Linked DNA regions of Homo sapiens: region 1 is linked to region 2. Evidence: chromatin loops called from intact Hi-C (ENCODE). Cell type or tissue: heart left ventricle. All regions are shown on one strand. Each heading gives the region's core, and the rest is flanking DNA. Links, peaks and the distances in the headings are about the cores only.

Evidence for each region. A loop is a pair of places that touch in the nucleus more often than their neighbours do. Peaks named below come from ENCODE experiments on the same cell type or tissue, not always from the same donor. Only the 100,000 strongest peaks of a DNase experiment are listed, where the experiment ranks them.
Region 1: it touches region 2 in a loop (3-fold over the local background); 5 of 110 quality-filtered maps call a loop at or near these places.

What each region holds. Positions count from the first base shown.
Region 1 is chr4:42,671,393-42,674,320 of GRCh38, reverse strand. No RefSeq gene overlaps it. Among named protein-coding and RNA genes, the nearest start is that of ATP8A1-DT, 15 kb to the right of the region's middle. In heart left ventricle, for the core only: no CTCF peak of the experiment used is centred there; no DNase peak of the experiment used is centred there; H3K27ac peaks cover 358 bases.
Region 2 is chr4:42,569,114-42,572,041 of GRCh38, reverse strand. It overlaps ATP8A1 (ATPase phospholipid transporting 8A1), which reads left to right. Exons shown (of 37, transcript NM_006095.2): 15 at 2,837-2,881. Among named protein-coding and RNA genes, the nearest start is that of ATP8A1, 87 kb to the left of the region's middle. In heart left ventricle, for the core only: no CTCF peak of the experiment used is centred there; a DNase peak (open chromatin) is centred at 1,611; H3K27ac peaks cover 941 bases.

The sequences.
Region 1 (2,928 bases), core at 287-2,786, 100 kb before region 2:
AAACCATTGTGGGGATGAGGAGTCCTGACCACAAGGCAGTGTGGTAAGGTGACCAAGACTACCAGCGTTGAAGTAAGACAGCCCTGAGTTTGTATCTCACATCCGGTTCTAGCTATGTGAAGTCAGGCAAGTACTTACACCTTCTAAGTCTATTTATTAGTGTGCCTATCCTAGAGGTTTTTTGCAGGGATTAACCAAGAACATTCATGAAACCATGTTAGCTATTGTTTCATCGTCGGCATCATCTTAGGACTCTCTGAAGGCATGACTATATTCTTTCCCTGAGTATGAAGGCACTGAGTAGTCAATGTTCAATATACTCTATAAAAGATAACAAGAAGATGGGTACCATTTCAGGGTAAGATTTGTATATGAATGGATAAATTAATAATAATAACTTCTATATGCTTACTATATATTTGACATTGTTTTAAATGTTTACATATAATAACTCATTTAATACTATTTAATCCTCTCCATAACCCTGTAAGATAAGGTCTATTATTATCTTCACTCCACAGATGAGGAAATTGAGGCACAAGGGGCTAAGTGCCTGAAGTTACGAAGGTAGAGAGTGATTAAATACAGACAATTTGCCTCAAAGTCTGTGTGCTTAACCACTGTGCTACATCATTTCTCAAAGTTAAAAACAAGTTTTGACATTTAAGGCATAGATTTCAATTGTCTAGAAAAATACACTTACATGGAACATTTCATTCTCCAAGAAATCAGAAAAAAATGAAATATTTTATTCTTATTTCTACTACATGCCCTCTCAGCATCTCTTCCATATGCATTAAATGCATCCAACTGATTCCAAAGAAAAGGTGGTAGCCTGAAAAGCAGGATGACTATTCCCTCTAAAATGGAAGAAGAAATAGAGCCAGGGAGAGCCAGTGAGAAATCCACAGGATGGGAAATTCATTGAGTTGCCCAGTTTCTCATTTTCTCAGTGCAAGGGCATTCCAGGATAACAGGACAAACTATTACCCTCTGGCAGCAGCAATATCTCTGCTATGTCTGAGTCAGATGCTCAGGCAGTTGAATGTACTATGGGGAAATAAGAACAGAGCTCAAGCGCGGCAGACTGCCTTGCTTTGAGTGGCACTCTAGGTGCCTGAGCAAACTGCCTGGATACCTATGACTGGATGAGAGGAAGTAGTTTCCTTGACCTTGCTTGATAGATTTTACTGGCATTTGTCAGGGCTTTTAAAACTTCTCAGTGTTTGAAACAAGAGAGTTTAGACTCCAAGACTGCAAAAAAGGAGGCAGTTTTTTAGACAGAAAGCTGCAAGACAGATCAATTTTACCCTTAACTCATTCAATCTCCAGTTTTTGAATACCTGCCAAGTTCTTTCAGCTTCTTCAAGGTGACCAATCCAAATAATTCACTCACTATTTCAACACTCTCAATTGCCAGTATTTTTAAGACATACAGTGTTGTGATAAGAAAAAAAGAAAAAGAAAACTCTCTCTATACTTCCCAATGCCAGAAAACAATCTAAAATGAAATTGAGAGAATGTGAGATTAGCTTTTCCTCTTATTATTTAAGATGAAATATTCACTGGACCAGGTTTTTGGCAGAATGGAAATTTCAATGTGTGCTTACTCCTCTCGTTAGCTCTTACTGAAAATGCCATCTCATTTCTCACACACGCTCCCTGAACATCTTAGCTAATATGTCTGGAAAAAGACATTCAAAAGGAAATATCTATATTTTACTCTATAATTTTTTCCACTGTCTACTCTGTAAAGAAAAACTAGAAACAATAAGATTTCCTGTAGGTCAGAGTAAAATGTTTCCTTTCACTATTGCTGTACATTTACACCAATCATAAGAGTTTTTCTCAATGAGAAAATTTTCTCCAGCTTTGATATCCAACTTGTGTGCAAAGAATCACTAAAAGTTAAATTACCTTGAGCTTCTCCTGGATATGTAACAATATGAAAGAACTAATATTAGTTTTCAAGTGTGATAATACTGGTTTTGTTATTTATCTGATCTCATGCAGGAACTAAGCTTCCCACATAACAGAAGAGGTATATATAAGGTCTACAGAACAAATTGCCTCAATGTCTTTTGTAACAAAGGTATGAGGTAAACTATGCCTTTGTATAGTTTACAAACTTTTTGTAAGTGTCATGAATTTAAAGGGAATATCTTCTTATTTTCCATCTTATAGAATTTCTTTTGGTAACCCCCAAAACTCTCAGTGAAGTACATTTCATGTAGTTTTTATGGCTGTGTTCTAGGTTGAAGAGATGAGGGAGCAATGGGAGCTGTGGCTTCCTCCCTCTGCCATCAACACTCTGCTAGTATGGGCAGTTGCCAGTGCAGACAGGGTTGCAGGCTTGGGCCAACAAAGATGTAAGGGTAGGTACCTGCAGCAGCACTGAGAATAACCAAGTAGACAAGTAAGACACCTTTAGGGGAAAGAAAAATTAAAAAGTAAAAGAAACAACAACAAAATTTTCGTTCCAAATACACAGAGTGAAATTACAATGTAAGACTGATTAACAATGTAAAACTAATCTCCCTACCAGATAACACTAATTACCAAAGGATAAATAGTAACCTTACAGTCGACAAACCTGTCAGTCCCATCTTAACCCAAGTGGTCAAAGTTAACATCAACAGGAAAGGGGTATTCACATCCTGTGCCTGTAGGATGCACTGACAGCAACGCAACATGACTTCCTGCCAAAGCCACGAGGTGACATCAGACAACCCCATACTGAGGGGTAGTGTACAAAACAAATGGCCTGTACTATTCAAAAAAGTCAATATCATGAAATTCAAAGGAAGACTGTTCCAAGTGAAAGAGATTAAAAGGACATGACAACTGAATGCAACACATGATCTAGAGAACATTATTGGAACAAAAGATAAAATCTGAAGAAGGTCTGTAAATGAGATAATAGTATTG
Region 2 (2,928 bases), core at 179-2,678:
AGGGTTCAAGTGAGTTCTGTTGTGTCTTATCAGAAGAATAAGGCTTGAAGTTTCCTGATAGTATAATTCCTAGCTAGTTCTGGGTATTCCATGTTTGTAAGAAAATTATAATTAACACTTAAAACCGTGCATCAGAATTTAATTTTAATAAATTTTCTTTGATTTCCCTGAACCTTCGCCCCAAATTGGATTCATGATGGGCAATAAAATAGATTTGTACATAGTTGCCAATGATGATTATCTTGTAGAAATCAACTTTTAGTTAGGAATGCACTGCAAAATTATTAGATTATTTCATTAGATCTTTTTATGGGACAATTACAGTAAAATGTAAGTGAATTGTGATATCATTTGTAAATTTAACTTATGACAAACCAGACATTTTACTGTAAACATTAGTTATTAAAGTATCATTTCAGCTAATTGCTTCTTGTAGGGAATAAGTCAGTTTTATAATAGTTACTTGAATACCCGGAATAGGTAAGCAGTTTCTCTGTTCAGGGGCCACAAATCTCAATAGAGTGAAGATTCTGGGATACAGTCCTAAGTGCCATCTTTGTAAAAAAAAAAAAAAAAAATTTAGACCTTTTAGAATAAGTTGGATGAGGCTTAACAAGATACAGTCTATAAAAAGAAATTCTGTTAAGCAAACAAAATGCTTTTTTGTGTGGACAAGGCATTTAATTCGTATTAAAAACATCATTTGCATTTTCCCTTTAAATGAAAAATAAGTTTTTAAAAGCAATCTTTATATATGAATATACTGTGTGAATAACTTTACTTGACAGTATTTGGTTTAGCTATATATTTGCTGGAAGGATCGGCTACTTCTTTAACCCCAAGAAGAGACTCACCACGAGAAATTTCACGATTATCATAATACTATCCCCCAAGATCTTGCTACAGCCATGTTTATCTTACTGCTCACCATGACTTGTGATAAATTCTAGTCAACTCCATTCATTTATTTATCTGTATATCTCAAGTGTTGATGTATGTGACACTTTGATAGATAATGCAGGTAAAAAAGGCAAAAGTTCACATGATTTCCTCCTGCCTAAAGTGTATAGTCTAATTGGCACTTAGTGGATGCTAATTAAGTAATCATACAGACAAATATAAAGTCCTAACACAGTATAGAGGTCTATGTGAGGCTATAATGGGTGGTTTGATCTAAACAGGGAAGGCAAGGAAATATGCCCTAAGAAAGTGATTCTGGAGTTGAGATCTAAGAATGAATTTGATTAAGTGAAGAACTTACCAGGTAGATGTTATAGCACTGGCACATACAAAGGCAAAAAGCCAGATACCACGTAGACACCAGAGCTTCTGGAGCAGCAATAACAGGGAAACTTGCATATAGGATCAGTGGCAGGTTTGCAGGCCACCTACTGCTCATCGGGCTCTAGGTAGTGCTCAGCATTCTTCCAGGGCTGCGCCAGAGTTGTGAAGAGGGTCTCTGGCACTTGAGCTCTGGAGCTTTTAAGCTGCATGACTTGGGAAACTTTATCCCCTGTCCTGGTATGAGATTGGGGCTAGTGCAGCTTGGCAGGACCATGCACAGTGTTGCTTGGTTAGTACCAGGCCCTTCCCTGGCACAGTCCATGGGCTAGGGTCCAAGCCTTGAGGCTGATCTGAAGTGATTGCTTTAAACATGGAGTTGCAGCCAGTTTCCACAGAGCTTTGCAGCATGCCAACTCCTTTTCTTGGAGTCCAGCCCACAAAGGGCTTGATTAGCCCTTCTTCTTAAGCAGGCACAAAAGCCCTTTGGTAGGAGAGAGAATAGTGAGTTAAAAGGGACCACCTCCATTGTGATTGGAGTGATATAGTGGATACTGCACTGGAAGCAAATTAATGTTTTGGTAGTGGAAGAGGTGCCTTGGAATGATGAAGTCCCTGCCTTGGCTGGGTTGATGAAAGATTGAACTTTTAGGAAGTGAAAGGATCCCATGAGTTTTTAACAAAGTTTATTGTATATTCGTCAAAAATAACAGTGACTTTTCATTTGTACTGAACTCTGCATTTTAAAACTCCATGTCTAATAAATTTACAGGAAAAGTATATGATTATATTATGAAAGAAATGGAAAATAAAAAAATCTGGTCTGTCATGTATTATGGGCCCCTTCCAATTGAATACATGACTGGCTGAAATGAAGTACATCTATCAGACTTTCCTAGTGTTCAGATGAGCGAATGGATGAAATTAAAGAAGATATTAATGAATATGTTTCCTGTTTGAAATAAAGAGTGTTTTAATGAGTGAAATAGTTTAAGTGAAAATTTTTTAATATCATTTAAATTCTTAAACTAAGGTTCCATTTAATTATAGAAATGCAGGTAACTTTTACTTTAATGTACCTGTTGAAGTAACCATCATCTCGTGGTAGCCAAAGTTACTTCTAAAATGTATTTGACAAATTTTATTAGTGTGATAATTTGTTTCAAGATATTAGCATGTTTGTTACCTTGAAACACTTTATTCTGATTATATAACACATATGATTAATTTTCCATTGGCTTTAGCATTTCAACTGCTAAGTTGAAATAATTCCTACTGAATTATGAACTTTGTGAATAAAATCAGTAAATGTTCTGGTGAAGAGGCAAATTGGCTATACAGTTACAGGATAACTTTGTAAACCTGCTGAGCTACCATGAATCATTATGTTCTATTTGCTGTACTAACTGCCATTCTTTCAGATTCAACTAAAAGTTCATTTTGTTAACTTTTCAGTGATCCATCTTTTTATACTTCCCTTCTTCGTGGTTTTATGTTTCCAGCCTTTCTGTGATTATTTTTCCTCTCTTTCTGCCTCTCTTCTTGCTTTCTGAAGCCATGTCCCTGAACCTGAGGATTATGGCTGCTCTCCTGATGAATGGTAAGCTCTATGGAACTTTCTGCCTCATTGATCCCTATAAAAGGTTT